Linked DNA regions of Homo sapiens: region 2 is linked to region 1. The links are chromatin contacts, found by Hi-C or POLR2A ChIA-PET in ENCODE. All regions are on one chromosome and are shown on one strand. The core of a region is the stretch at or near the end of the contact, and the rest is flanking DNA. Distances in the headings are between cores, read along the strand shown.

Region 1 (6,986 bases), core at 3,104-5,603:
CCAGGGCCGGAATGGGAATCTCGAGGCCGGCCCGGCCCCACTGGGCGCCTGTCCCTGAAGCAGCCGAGGGGTCTCCCCCCGTGCCCACGGCCCTGCCCTCTGCTGCACGGGGCCTGGGTACCTTGGCGATCTTCAGGACCTGGATGTTCTCCTCGTCAGAGCCCTGGTCAAACTCCCCAGCCACGACCACGTCGGAGGTCCTGGGCAGAGCGTTGTGGGTGAGAGAACATGCCCTGCTCCCCTCCCACCCGACCGGTGCTGGAAGCGGAGCCCAAGGCTGCCCGGTCCTCACCTGACCCCGCAGTGGGCAGCGGTGACCACCCAGTCCTCGCTGATGAGGGAGCCCCCGCAGAAGTGGAAGCCGGTTTTGTCCTGTGAGCAAGATGGGGAGGGTCAGCACCTCCCACCCGGGGGCACCCCCAGCCTGGCCCCTACCCAGGGTGCCCCCCACCTTGCAGAACCCCCTCACCTGCAGGGACACCTGCCAGGGCCAGGAGCCGGGGACGGCGTCCTCCCCATTCACGATCCTGGACAGGCCGCTGAGCACAGGGTGGATGGCGGGGACCCCGCAGCCTGGGGGGGAGTGGGGTGAATAAGGGCTGAGGCCCCAAACCCACCTGGGCCTCACCTGCCTGCGTGCAGCTCTCCCGGTTCTACCCCAGTCCACTGAAGCCAGCTCAGGACCTCCCTGGCACATGCCGCCTCCGCCTCCCTGGTCCCCAAGTCTCTAGGCTCAAACGTTCCCAACTCTCGGCCTGCTGGCTCCAGTCATCCTTCCAGGATGCAGAGCGTCATGTCTCCTCCTACCTGGGGCCTGTCCAGCCTGAAGAAGCAGAAAACAGGCCGGGCTGTAAGACTGCCTGGGCTCAGCCTCGAGGACACACTTTCCTTGCCGTGTGACCCTAGACCGGGCAGGGCAGCACTCAGGCCTTGGTGTCCTCAGCTATAAAAAGGGCAGCAGAACCACGTGAGCTCCACTGGCCCACGTGCCTTTGTTAGACTGGTGGCGAGAGGGGAAGTGGGAAGAAAATCTGATAACCCCAAGTCCACCAGGAATCTGGGGCTCTGACAATTTGCAGACGGGAGAGTGAAATGGCACCGTGGACCCTGGGTGGGCAGGTTGAATTCCACAATTTCAGGAAACATTGTGTAAAGTTTGGGTTTCTCTTTTTTTTTTTTCCAGTTAGGGTCTTGCTCTGTCACCCTGGCTGGAGTGCCGTGGTGTCATCATGGCCCACTGCAACCTCAAATTCCTTTTTTTTTTTTTTTTTTTTTTCTTTTTGAGACAGTCTTGCTCTGTTGCCCAGGCTGGAGTACAGTGGCACAATCTTGGCTCACTGCAAGCTCCGCCTCCTGGGTTCACGCCATTCTCCTGCCTCAGCCTCCCGAGTAGCTGGGACTACAGGTGCCCGCCACCAAGCCCAGCTAATTTTTGTATTTTTAGTAGAGACGGGGTTTCACCGTGTTAGCCAGGATGGTCTCGATCTCCTGACCTTGTGATCCACCCGCCTCGGCCTCCCAAAGTGCTGGGATTACAGGCGTGAGCCACCGTGCCCAGCCTTGCAACCTCAAATTCCCGGGCTGAAGCAATCCTATTGCCTTGATCTCCCAACATGCTGAGATCACAGGCATGAGCCCCCATATATCCGGTCTTGGTTTCTTATTTAATAAAACTGGACTTTGGCCAGCACAGTGGCTCACGCCTGTAATCCTAACACTTTGAGAGGCCAAGCGGGGTGGATCACCTGAGGTTGGGAATTTAAGACCAGCCTGGCCAACATAGTAAAACCCCATCTCTACTAAAAATACAAAAATTAGCCGGGCATGGTGGCACAGGCCTACAATCCCAGCTACTTGGGAGGCTGAGGCAGGAGAATCGCTTGAACCTGGGGGACAGAGGTTGCAGTAAGCTGAGATCGTGCCACTGCACTCCAGCCTGGGTGACAGAGCCAAACTCCATCTCAAGAAAAAATCAAAACAAACACAGCTGGACTTTACTTCCACACCATAAAATGGCACATTGGAAGCAGAAAACAAAACAATGAAAATAGTCAGGTGTTCCACACACGCCCACCATGCCTCTGCTATGTCAGGACCAGATTCTCGACTCCTGTGCGCGGGCCAACCCAACAAACTGGGCTTTACATTTGAGCACACCCGCGTCCCTCAGACCAGCTGTCCCCTTCTGGGGTCATATTCGCCTGCTTACAAGGCAGCCCCTGCGTCTCCTGCCCACAGGAACACAGGCAGGCAAGGTGCCTCCCTGACGTTTCAGAGCATCAAAAACTGGTATTGTAATAGCAAAAAAATGAGAAAGAGCACGTTGGAAGGCCGAGGCAGGTGGATCACAAGGTCAGGAGTTCAAGACCAGCCTGGCCAATATGATGAAACCCTGTCTCTACTAAAAATACAAAAATTAGCTGGGGTGGTGGCTCATGCCTGTAGTTCCAGCTACTCAGGAGGCTGAGGCAGGAGAAATGCTTGAACCTGGGAGGTGGAGGTTGCAGTGAGCCGAAATCATGCCACTGCACTCCAGCCAGGGCGACAAGTGTGAAACTCCATCTAAAAAAATAAATAAATAAATAAGAGAACTAGATGGTGGCATACTCACACAACAGAGCACGCATTATAAAAATGCAGGTGAATGAGCTGAAACTCCACGTCAACATGCAGGAAGTGAGAAGATTTGAGTAGGGAAAAAGCACATTGTTGTAGAATGGAGGTAGAATGGAGTATTAGTTACATCAGCCAGGCACAGTGGCTCACACCTGTAATCCAGCACCCTGGGAGGTTGAGGTGAGCAGATCACTCGAGCACAGGATTTCGAGACCAGCCTGGACAACATAATAAGACCCCAGGTCGGGCATGGGGGCTCACGCCTGTAATCCCATCACTTTGGGAGGCTGAGGTGGGCGGATCACTGGAGGTTAGGAGTTCAAGACCAGCCTGACCAATATGGTGAAACCCCATCTCTATTAAAAATACAAAAATTAGCCAGGTGTGGTGATGCATGCCTGTAATCCCAGCTACTCAGTAGGCTGAGGCAGGAGAAATGCTTGAACCCAGGAGGCGGAGGTTGCAGTGAGCCAAGATCACGCCACTGCACTCCAGCCTGGGTGACAAGAGTGAAACTCTGTCTCAAAGAAAAGAAAAAAAAATAACAAAAAAAACCTCCATCTCTACAAAACAAAACAAGTTTTTAAACTTAGCGTGCCTGTAGCGCCAGCTACTCGGGAGGCTATAGTGGGAGGATCACTCGAGCCCTTGAGTTTGAGGCTGCAAACTCACACTACTGCACTCCAGCCTGGGTGACAGAGTGAGACCCTGTCTCAAAACCAAAACCAAAACCAAAACCAAAAACAGGATAGAATACCGTTCCATTGATGTAACCTTTTTGAAACCTTATGTATAGATGTATAAAAATATGTAGTACAATTGTATAAGCTCACACTGCAATTATTCATAGAAAGTTCAGAATCAAGCTCACATTCCAGAGAGGGAAGGAGGGAGAAAAGGGAAGCCTGAGTACAATCTGTTTTAGAAATATCTGAAGCAAATGTGCAAAAAGATTTGCTGAATTCTGACAGTAGATACAAGGATGTCATATTCTTTTCTGTATTTTCTTTTACTATTTCTCTTTTAAAAAATAGAAAACACGGCTGGGCACAGTAGCTCATGCCTGTAATCCCAGCACTTTGGGAGGCCGAGGCGGGGGCATCACCTGAGGTCAGGAGTTCAAGACCAGCCTGGCCAACGTGGTGAAAGCCCGTCTCTACTAAAAATTAGCCAGGGTTGGTGGTCCATGCCTGTAGTCCCAGCTGCTCGGGAAGCTGAGGCAGGAAGATCATTTGAACCCAGGAGATGGAGGTTGCAGTAAGTGGAGATTGCACCATTGCACTCCAGCCTCGGCAATAGGAGTGAAATTCTGTCTCGAAAAAAAAAAAAGAAAGAAAGGAAGAAAATGCTTGACAAGTACCCAGCACAATAAAAACCCCGGTGGAGGCCTTGGGAGGTCTCCTGGGGCCACACCTTACCCTGCACAAGGCACCCCCACCCCAGCCACTTCTGGAGCCTCAGACCATGGCAGAGACCAGCATCGTCCTTCCCACTCCTGGAGCAGGTTGTGTGGGCTCAGAAAGCCCCAGAATGCACCCTCTCCTGAGCCCTCAGGTTACCTGTGCTGGGGATGAGGCCCCAGGGGGCAGAGCAGGGGACTCAGATCCCCCTCTCAGCCAGGCTCAGGGCTCCCTCAGGACAGACCCCTCGGGCACCAGCACTCACCAAAGGCGGCCCCCACAAGGGAGAAGCAGGAGAGGAGCCAGAGGGAAGCCATGCCGCTGCCTCAGAAGGTGTGGGGCCTGCCAGCTGCGGGGCCCCTTTTACCACCTTGGGGGGGCAGGGAGCCCAGCCCCCCCCGCTCCCCCAGCCAGGGAGGCCTGAGCCCACCCTCCCTGTTACCCAGGGACCTTGGGCAATAAGTGGAGACAGAGCCCCGCCTGGCTCTCTACCAGACAACCCCAGTCCCTGGGAAAGGGGCAGCTGCGCTGACATCACCGGTCAGCCTTGGGGACATGATCCCACAGAGCCAGCTGTGAGCTGCAGTATCCCTGCCAGGAGACGGCACCAGGCTCTTCTGTTCCCAGAGGGGAAGTGGAGGCAGTTCCACCCCAGGGCTCGTGGAGGACCAGCTGCTGTCATGGAACCAGGTCTCCGGGAACTCAGGCTCTCAGTGAAGGGTGTTTCCGCCTAACACTGTCCTAGAAGCAAAGGGTGACTCAGGGCATCGTGGATTCTCCAGAGTGTCACTGCAAGTCACCAGTGAAGCCAAGCCACTTCTGACTGTGGCGAGGGTCTGGGTGACAAGGACCAACCCGCTGGTGGCCGTAACAGGTGGGCAAAGCCACTGACACGCGTCCCACCTGTGCTGTAGAACCCAACAGAATTCACTTTTTCTGCAATGACTCATGATATAAGGAACTAATCATTTCATAAAGTTTCAGTTTCTTACAAAATGGAACTTGGATTCCGCACCATAAAATGACACAGAAAACAAACTTTTTAAGATGGAGTCTCACTCTGTCACCCAGGCCGGAGTGCAGTGGCGCAATTTCAGCTCACTGCAGCCTCCTCTTCCCGGGTTCAACTGATTCTCCTGCCTCAGCCTCCCAAGTAGCTGGGATTACAGGTGCCCACCACACCCAGCTATTTTTTTTTTTTTTTGAGATGGGGTCTTGCTCTGCTGCCTAGGCTGGAGTGCAGTGGCACAATCTTGGCTCACTGCAGCCTCCACCTCCCAGGTTCAAGCAATTCTCCCACCTCAGCCTCTTGAGTAGCTGGGATTACAGGCATAGCACCAAACCTGGCTAATTTTTATATTTTTAGTAGAGACGGGGTTTCACCATGTTGGCCAGGCTGGTCCCAAACTCCTGATCTCGGGTGATCCACCTTCCTCGGCCTCCCAAAGTGCTGGGATTACAGGCGTTAGCCACCGCACTTGGCCAATTGTTGTATTTTTAGTAGAGACAGGGTTTTACCACGTTGGCCAGGCTCCTCTTGAGCTCCCGGCCTCAGGTGATCCTGTGGCCTTGGCCTCCTAAAGTGCTGAAATTACAGGCGTGAGTCACTGCGCCTGTCTGAAAATAAATTTTGAGGAAGCAGAAAAACTTTTTTCATTGTCACAAAACAAGGAGGAAAGACAGGTGTGGGTGACAGGTCGGTGACTGGGCAGAAAGTGAAGGCCAAGGGATCCTCAGCACCCTGTGGGCAGATATTCAGGGGACAGAGCCCGCAGCATCCCTGCCCTTATGGGCCTGAGACGCTCATGACAGACACACACGACACAGATGAGCATGTAATATAGTGACCACAGTCACCTGGGGCAAGGCTGGACAGGACAGGCTGTACTGCATTTCCGGACGATGAGGGTATGAAAGTAAGACACAGTGGGTGGATGGTGTTTCCATGGAAGGCCTTGGGCTCTGTGGTCAGCGGGCCAGGTCACCTTGGCATTTAGAATATCCCCTCCCCACTCCCACCGCTGCTGGAGAATGCACAACTATAAAGCAAAACTAAACTTATATACTAAAGAGAAAATTTCAAAAGTTCACATCACCATGTTACCCTTTTTTTTTCTTTTTCCCCTGAGACAGAGTCTTGCTCTGTCGCCTAGGCTGGAGTGCAGGGGTGTGACCTCAGCTCACTGCAACCTTTGCCTCCCAGGTTGAAGCGATTCTCCTGCCTCAGTCCCCCCAAGTAGCTGGGATTACAGGCGTCTGCCACCATGCCCAGCTAATTTTTGTATTTTTAGTAGAGATGGGGTTTTGCCATGTTGGCCAGGATGATCTCCAACTCCTGACCTCAAGCGATCCAGCCACCTCGGCCTCCGAAAGTGCTGGGATTACAGGCGTGAGCCAGCACACCAGGCTGATAGCTACAATTTAAAGAAACAGAAAATAACAAGTGTGGGATGTGGAAAAACTGGAACCCTCATACATTGCTGCTGGGAATGTAAAATGGTGAAGCTGCTATGCAAACAGTTCGGCATGGCTGGGCACAGTGGCTCACGCCTGGAATCTTGGCACTGTGGGAGGCCAAGGTGGGAGGATCACTTAAGCCAAGGAGTCCAACACCAGCCTGGGCAACAAAGTGAGACCCCATCTCTACAAAAAAATTTAAAAAAAACAACATTAGCTGGGCATGGTGGCGTGGTGGCATAGTCCCGGCTACTCAAGAGGATGAAGTAGGAGGATAACTTGAGCCTGGGAGATCGAGGCTGCAGTGAGCCGAGATCCAGCCTAGGCAGCGGAGCAAGGCCTTGTCTCAAAAAAAAGAGTAAAAAGAAGTGCAAAGAAAACAGTTTGGCAATTCCACAAAATAAACAGAGTTACCTCATGACCTGACAATTCCACTCCCCCTAAATAAAAGGACTTAAGCAGACACTCGCACACCAGTGTTCACAGCAGCACTATTCCCAACAGCCAAAAGAC
Region 2 (6,986 bases), core at 2,603-5,102, 300 kb before region 1:
AGTGCCAAAGATTAAAGTGGAGAGGGATCAGGGGATTAGGAATGTATGTGTGTTTAGGGGTGTGAGTTGTTAATTTTTTTTTTTAAGACAGAGTTTCACTCTGTCACCCAGGCTGGAGTGTAGTGGCACGATCTTGGCTCACTGCGATGTCTGCCTCCCGGGTTCAAGGGATGCTCCTGCCTCAGCCCCGCTGAGTAGCTGGAAATACAGGCGTTCGCCACCATGTCTGGCTAATTTTTATATTTTTAGTAGAGATGGGGTTTCACCATGTTGGCCAGGGTGGTCTCGAACTCCTGACTTCAGGCAATCCGCCTGCCTCAGCCTCCCAGAGTTCTGGGATTACAGGCGTGAGCCATTGTGCCTGGCTTTTTTTTTTTTTTTTTTTTTTTTTGAGACTGAGTCTGGCTCTATTGCCCAGACTGGAGTGCAGTGGCGCGATTTCGGCTGACTGCAAACTCTGCCTCCCAGGCTCAAGTGATTCTCCTGCCTCAGCCTCCTGAGTGGCTGGGATTACAGGTGCCTGCCACCACCTGGCTAATTTTTTTGTATTTCAAGACCAGGCTGGTCTCAAACTCCTAACCTCAAGTGATCCACCTGCCTTGGCCTCCCAAAGTACTGGGATTACAGGAGTGAGCCACCATGCCTGGCCTTTTTTTTGTTTTTTGTTTTTTTTTGAGACAGTGTCTCACTTTTTCACCCAGGCTGAAGTGCAGTGGAGTGCAATGGCACGATCTCAGGTCACTGCAACCTCCACCTCCCGGGTTCAAGTAATTCTCCTGCCTCAGTCTCCCGAGTAGCTGGGATTACAGGTGCATGCCACCAGGCTCAGCTAATTTTTTTGTATATTTAGTAGAGACAGGGTTTCACCATGTTGGCCATGGCTGGTCTCGAACTCCTGACCTCAAATGATCCACCCGCCTCAGCCTCCCAAAGTGCTGGGATTACAGGCATGAGCCACTACGCCCAGCAGTTTCTTCCACTTCTAATAGACTCTGCTAGTCTAGGAAATGTACCAAAAAGACAGCATGGTTAAAGGTCAGTATTTCATGACCTTTTTTATACTTCCTATTTTTATTTTATTTAGGTTTCTTGGTTGATACAAAACGTCAATTGTAGTGGTAGGGAACCTGCATAAGGAAGCTTCCTAAACAGAGGCTTCAAGAGAGAACACTAATAGGCCGGGCATGTTGGCTCATGCCTGTAATCCCAGCACTTCGGAAGCCCAAGGCGGGTGGATCACCTGAGGCCAGGAGTTCAAAGCTGGCCTGGCCAACATGGTGAAACCCCCCTCTACTAAAAATACAAAAATTAGCTGGGCGTGGTGGCAGGTGCCTGTAGTCCTGGCTACTCGGGAGGCTGAGGCGGGAGAATCGCTTGAACCCGGGAGGTAGAGGTTGCAGTGAGCCGAGAACGTGCCACTACACTCTAGCCTGGGCCAGAGAGTGAGACTCTGTCTCAAAGAAAAAAAAAAGGTCGGGGGAGGCTTGAGAGAATGGGTTCACTTTCTTCCTCCATGTGAGGACCCATAGGTAGTGCCAGCAGTGAGGCACAGGCCCTTTCCAGATACGCAACCTACAGGCGCCTATATCGTGGACCTCCCAGCCTCCAGAACCATGAGAAAGTAAATTTCTGTTCTTTATAAATTACCCAGTTTACTTAAAAAAAAATTTTTTTTGAGACAGGGTTTCCCTCTCTTGCCCAGGCTGGAGTTAAGGAGCACCATCTCTGCTCACTGCAGTCTCCGCCTCCCAGGCTCAAGCAATCATCCTACCTTAGCATCCTGAGTAACTGGGATTGCAGGCATATGCCACCACGTCTGGCTAATTTTTCTATTTTTTGTAGAGATGGGATCTTGCTATATTGCCCAGGCTAGTCTCGAACTCCTGGGCTCCAGTGATCCTCCTGCCCTGGCCTCCTAAAGTGCTGCGATTGCAGGCTTGAGCCACCACACCTGACCTTGCTTATTCCTTTTCACAATTTCTCTGCCTACATTTTAACGGGATCTCTGAAGGGAGGTGAGTCAAAAGTGTGATCCAGTTTTGTTGTATTGAATAGAAGGTCTTTAAATTTTTATTGTATTTAAAACTCGGTAGCAGCTGGGCAAGGTGGCTCATGCTTGTAATCTCAGCACTTTGAGAAGCTCAGGCAGGGAGGATTGTTTCAGGCACAAGTTCGAGATCAGCTTGGGGTAACACAGTGAGACCCCATTCTTTTTTTAATTTCTTTTCTTTTCTTTTCTTTTATCAGACAGAGTTTTGCTCTGTTGCCCAGGCTGGAGTGCAATGGTGCCACCTTGGCCAACTGCAACCTCCACCTCCCAGGTTCAAGCGATTCTCCTGCCTCAGCCTCCTGAGTAGCTGGGACTACAGGCGCGCACCACTACGCCCAGCTAATTTTTGTATTTTTAGTAGAGAGGAGATTTCACCACGTAGGCCAGGCTAGTCTCGAACTCCTGACCTCAAGTGATACACCAGCTTCGGCCTCCCAAAGTGCTGGGATTACAGGTATGAGCCACTGCGCCCAGCCGAGACCCCATTCTTAGACACACACACACACACACACACACACACACATGAGAGAGAGAGACAGTGAGAGAGAGAATTAGAGAATTAGCTGGTCATGGTGGTGCATGCCTGTAATCCCAGCTACTCAGGACGCTGAGGAATGAGAATTGCTTGAGGCAGAGGCTGCAGTGAGCCAAGATCGTGCCACTGCACTCCAGCCTGGGCGACAGAGCTAGACCCTGTCTCAAAACAACAACAAAAAACAACTACTTTGCACTGTACAGAGACTATATATCCACAGGCCAACCTCCCTCCCATTCCGGTCCCACACCAGCCTTTTAATAGGTTTTTTACAAGGCCGGGCGCGGTGGCTCACGCCTGTAATCCCAGCACTTTGGGAGGCCGAGGCGGGCGGATCACAAGGTCAGGAGATCGAGACCATCCTGGCTAACATGGTGAAAGCCCGTCTCTACTAAAAAAAAAAAAAAAAAAAAAAATACAAAAAATTAACCGGGCCTGGTGGCAGGCGCCAGTAGTCCCAGCTACTTGGGAGGCTGAGGCAGGAGAACGGCGTGAACCCGGGAGGCGGAGCTTACAGTGAGCCGAGATCGCACCACTGCACTCCAGCCTGGGCGACAGAGCAAGACTCCGTCTCAAAAAAAAAAATAGGCTTTTTACTATCCGGTTTAAATAGAGAATTTTTTTTTGCTTGTTTTTTGTTTTCTCTCTTTTTTTTTTTTTTTTTTTGTTTTTTGAGACAGAGTCTCACTCTGTCGCCCAGGCTGGAGTGCAGGGGCCCGATCTCGGCTCACTGCAACCTCCTCCTCCCGGATTCAAGCGATTCTCCTGCCTCAGCCTCCCGACTAGCTAGGATACAGGCGCGCACCACCACGCCCGGCTAATTTTTGTATTTTTGGAAGAGACGGGGTGTCACCATGTTGGCCAGGATGGTCTCAAACTCCTGACCTCAAGTGATCCGCCCGCCTCGGCCTCCCCCCAGAGTGCTGGGAGTACAGGCGTGAGCCACCGCACCCGGCCTGAGAATGTTCGTATTCTACTCATGAAGACTTCGTAAATATTGGGGTCCAGACCTAGATACTACAACGTTACAAATCTGTTCTGATCACTGCTTTGCCAGATCCCTGGTAAATCCACAGCTCTGGCCGGGGGCGGGGGGGCCGCATGCAATTCCCTTCTTTCCTACAGGGGGCGCTGCAGAGAAGGGCAGAGCAGAGCGCGCAGTTCGCGGGCAGGGGCCGCTTCTCCAGGATAGCGCGCGTCCGAGGGGGTGGGTCTGTGCTAGCCCTGCGCAACCTCAGGGGCGGGAACAACTCTGGCTCTGCCCCCGCCGGCTGGAGCGCCTTCTCATTGGAGGAGGGAACGGTCACTTGGCAGCGCCGTTGGGATTGGAGGAAGAGGGTCTCGGGTGGAGTGACGCTGAGGCGGCGAGGGGGCTGGTGGCTGGCCGCTGCTGCCCTTCGGTAGCTGGTCCCTTAACTCAGTGGTGAATGGCGACCGGATGGAGCTCTAGGGAAGCGACAGCAGCGGCGGGTGGGCCGGGTTATGGGCGCCCCGAGTCCGGGCGGCGTCCCCGGTGTGCCGCTGACCTGCTGGGTGGGCGCTGTCCTCCCGGAGGGGGGTCCCTTTGCTCTCCCGGACCCCTTTACCCGTCACTTCCTCGCCGGTCCCTGAGGCAGGTCCCCGGAGCCCCGCTGGGCGTGAGGTGCAGGGAGCGGCCGCAGGTGGACCCGGGGCTGGAGGGCGCTCGGCCACCACCCGAGCGGGTCTTGGCCTTGAGCTTCCGAGCGCCTCAGGTTCAGAGCTGCACCCCACGAGCCCGGGAGGCGGTGGTCCGCGCCCTGCCTGGGTTGCCCCACGGCGCCCGGCCTCCTTCGAGGGGCCTCGGAGCGGCCCGGCCCGGCCCGGCTGAGGAGTCAGAGCTCGCGCTCCCCTTGCCCGGGAGCTGCAGCCCGGCTCCTCCGTGCGGGCGCTCGTTCGCTGATCGCGGGCACCTCGGGCCAAATCCACCCCCTCCGAGACCCGCTCCGCTTTCTAGGAGTCTCTTTCCCAGACCTGGTGCCACCTGTTGCTGGGTCTCCCACTAAGCCTTCGAGATCTTTGGCATAGCTTCCTTTGAACTCTTCCTCCCCGCTGCGGCTTGAGCTGGGCCTGCTAGGAGGGTTGCTCAGAATTCCAATGCCAGAAAGAACGCTCCGTGCCCTGAAAGCTGGAGGGAGGAGAGAGGACTTCACCTGGGAAGGAGGAGAAAAGCTTTGAGGGGAGGCACAGTTATTTGTGTGGTCCTTGAAAGGCAAGAAGACTGGGGCCCGTGGCCCTGAAAGGGGAGGTGGGGCTCCCAGCAGAGGGGACTGAGGTCTTCATAAACAATGAGGGACCAGAGCAGAGGGAAGGAGGACGAGATTCCAGACTCTAGTTCCAAACAAGGCACCTGTGATTTCTCATCCCCTGGGCAGTGACTGCCAGGCGCCCTTCAGCGGACACCTGGGACTTGCAGTGTTATGTGCCCAGGGATTTTCCTGGACGGGATTGTGAAGTAGCGGGTAAGGTCATCAGGCAGGTTGGGGTCAGATGCAGATGTTCGCTTGTGGTCATTCCTGAAATGAGAATCTGGCAGCTCACGTTATTTCAGAAGGTGCTAGGATCACTTTTGACAGTGATACCAAAAAATTGATGGTATTCTGGTGACCCTGTGTGAAAAATGAAATGTTCGTGCAATCTGGAGACACTACTGGGACCAGATTAATCTGTTTTTGTTTCCTTATTTATTTATTTTTGAGACGGAGTTTAGCTCTTGTTGCCCAGGCTGGAGTACAATGGCGCGATCTCGGCTCACTGCAACCTCCCCCTCCTAGATTCAAGCGATTCTCCTGTCACAGGCTCCCGAGTACCTGGGATTACAGGCATGCACCACCACGCCTGGCTAATTTTGTATTTTTAGTAGAGACGGGGTTTCTCCATGTTGGTCACGTTGGTCGTCAACTCCCAACCTCAGGTGATCTGCCTGCCTCGGCTTCCCAAAGTGTTGGGATTACAGGTGTGAGCCTGCCCGCCCAGCCTTTTTTTTTTGAGGCGGAGTCTCGCTCTGTCTCCCAGGCTGCAGTGCAGTAGCTCGATCTCGGCTCACTGCAAGCTCCACCTCCTGGGTTCACACCATTCTCCTGCCTCAGCCTCCCGAGTAGCTGGGATTACAGGCATGCACACCATGCCCAGCTATTTTTTTTTTTTTTTTTTAGTAGAGACAGGGTTTCACCATGTTGGCTAGGCTGGTCTGGAACTCCTGATCTCAAGTGACCCAGCCACCTCGGCCTTTCAAAGTGTTGGGATTACAGGCTTGAGCCACCATGCCTGGCCTATGCCAATTGTTTCATAGAATGTTTACAATCTAGCTTCCTCTGATTTTCTTCATTATTAGATTCAGATTTTTTGTTCAGAATGCCACCTTCATAGGTGATGTACACTTGTCAGTGGATCACCTTAAGAGATGTCAGTTTATACCTTTGTTGACAAGTTTGATCCTTTCGTGAAGATGGTGTCTGTCAGCTCTCTCCATTGTAAGGGTACCTGAACCCTCTCTTAATTAACAGTCCTATATGGGGTGATACTTTGGAACTGAATATTCTGTTGACTCTTCTGGCTTTTAGTTCACTTTTATTTCATTAAGAAAAGATTGAGATAAGTGGATTTAGGATGATAGTTTTAATGTACCAAAGTAGAGGATCTGTATGCATGAGAATTGTTTTGATCTCAGAAATTGTTCTGAAAATTTTAAACTGCATTGTGTACTTAAGTTTAAGATTATTTTTATGGATATATAACTTCAAGGTGTTGGATACCACGGATCATTCATTCAATGTGTATACATTTGGCCAAGTGCAGGCTCTGACCTGGAGGTATAAGCAGATAGGAGGCGTGGCCCTTGACCCCAAATAGATGAGAATTTGGTGGTAAATACATAACCTGTGTATTAGTCCATTTTCATGCTGCTGGTAAAGACATCCCTAAGACTGGGCAACTTACAAAAGAAAGAGGTTTAATTGGACTTACAGTTCCATGCGGCTGGGGAAGCCTCACAATCTTCATCGCGGAAGGCAAGGAGGAGCAAGTCCTGTCTTCCGTGGATGGCAGCAGGCGAAGAGAGAATGAGGAAAATGCAAAATCAGAAACCCCTGATAAAACCATCAGACCTCTTGAGATGTACTACCACGAGAGCAGTATGGGGGAGGAACCGCCGCCATGATTCAATTATCTCCCACCAGGTCCCTTGCACAACACATGGGAATTATGGGAATAGAATTCAATATGAGATTTGTGTGCGGACACAGAGCCAGACCATATCAACCCGCATCCCGTCTTTAGCTGGAATGATGGCTGTATTAGGTACATGAGGTCTGATCTTGTTTGAGGCACCAAAGCCTGCTTTCCTGAAGCATAGTTAATATTTTGGCCCCACAGAAAAGGTTA

Evidence for each region. Hi-C counts contacts between places; a loop is a spot of excess contacts on that map. ChIA-PET counts read pairs that join two places held with the same protein, here RNA polymerase II (POLR2A). Pooled maps may share reads with other maps.
Region 2: a loop to region 1 is called in a pooled map, with 4 times the contacts of the local background. The contact joins the enhancer-like site here to the promoter of CTRB1 in region 1. A Hi-C loop is called at or near these places in 2 of 50 pooled maps. POLR2A ChIA-PET finds 5 or more read pairs at or near these places in 5 of 52 experiments (Panc1, T-cell, WTC11 and 2 more).

What each region holds. Positions count from the first base shown.
Region 1 is chr16:75,216,355-75,223,340 of GRCh38, reverse strand. CTRB1 (chymotrypsinogen B1) reads right to left here and starts at 4,353. Exons shown (of 7, transcript NM_001906.6): 1 at 4,282-4,353; 2 at 470-573; 3 at 293-372; 4 at 122-200. The coding sequence starts at 4,333. RefSeq lists an enhancer at 4,736-4,815.
Region 2 is chr16:75,514,282-75,521,267 of GRCh38, reverse strand. No RefSeq gene overlaps it. Among named protein-coding and RNA genes, the nearest start is that of CHST5, 18 kb to the left of the region's middle. RefSeq lists a silencer at 4,045-4,484. Within about 2 kb of position 3,852, at least 33 of the 41 ENCODE cell types and tissues checked have a DNase peak (open chromatin) inside an H3K27ac peak, as active enhancers do.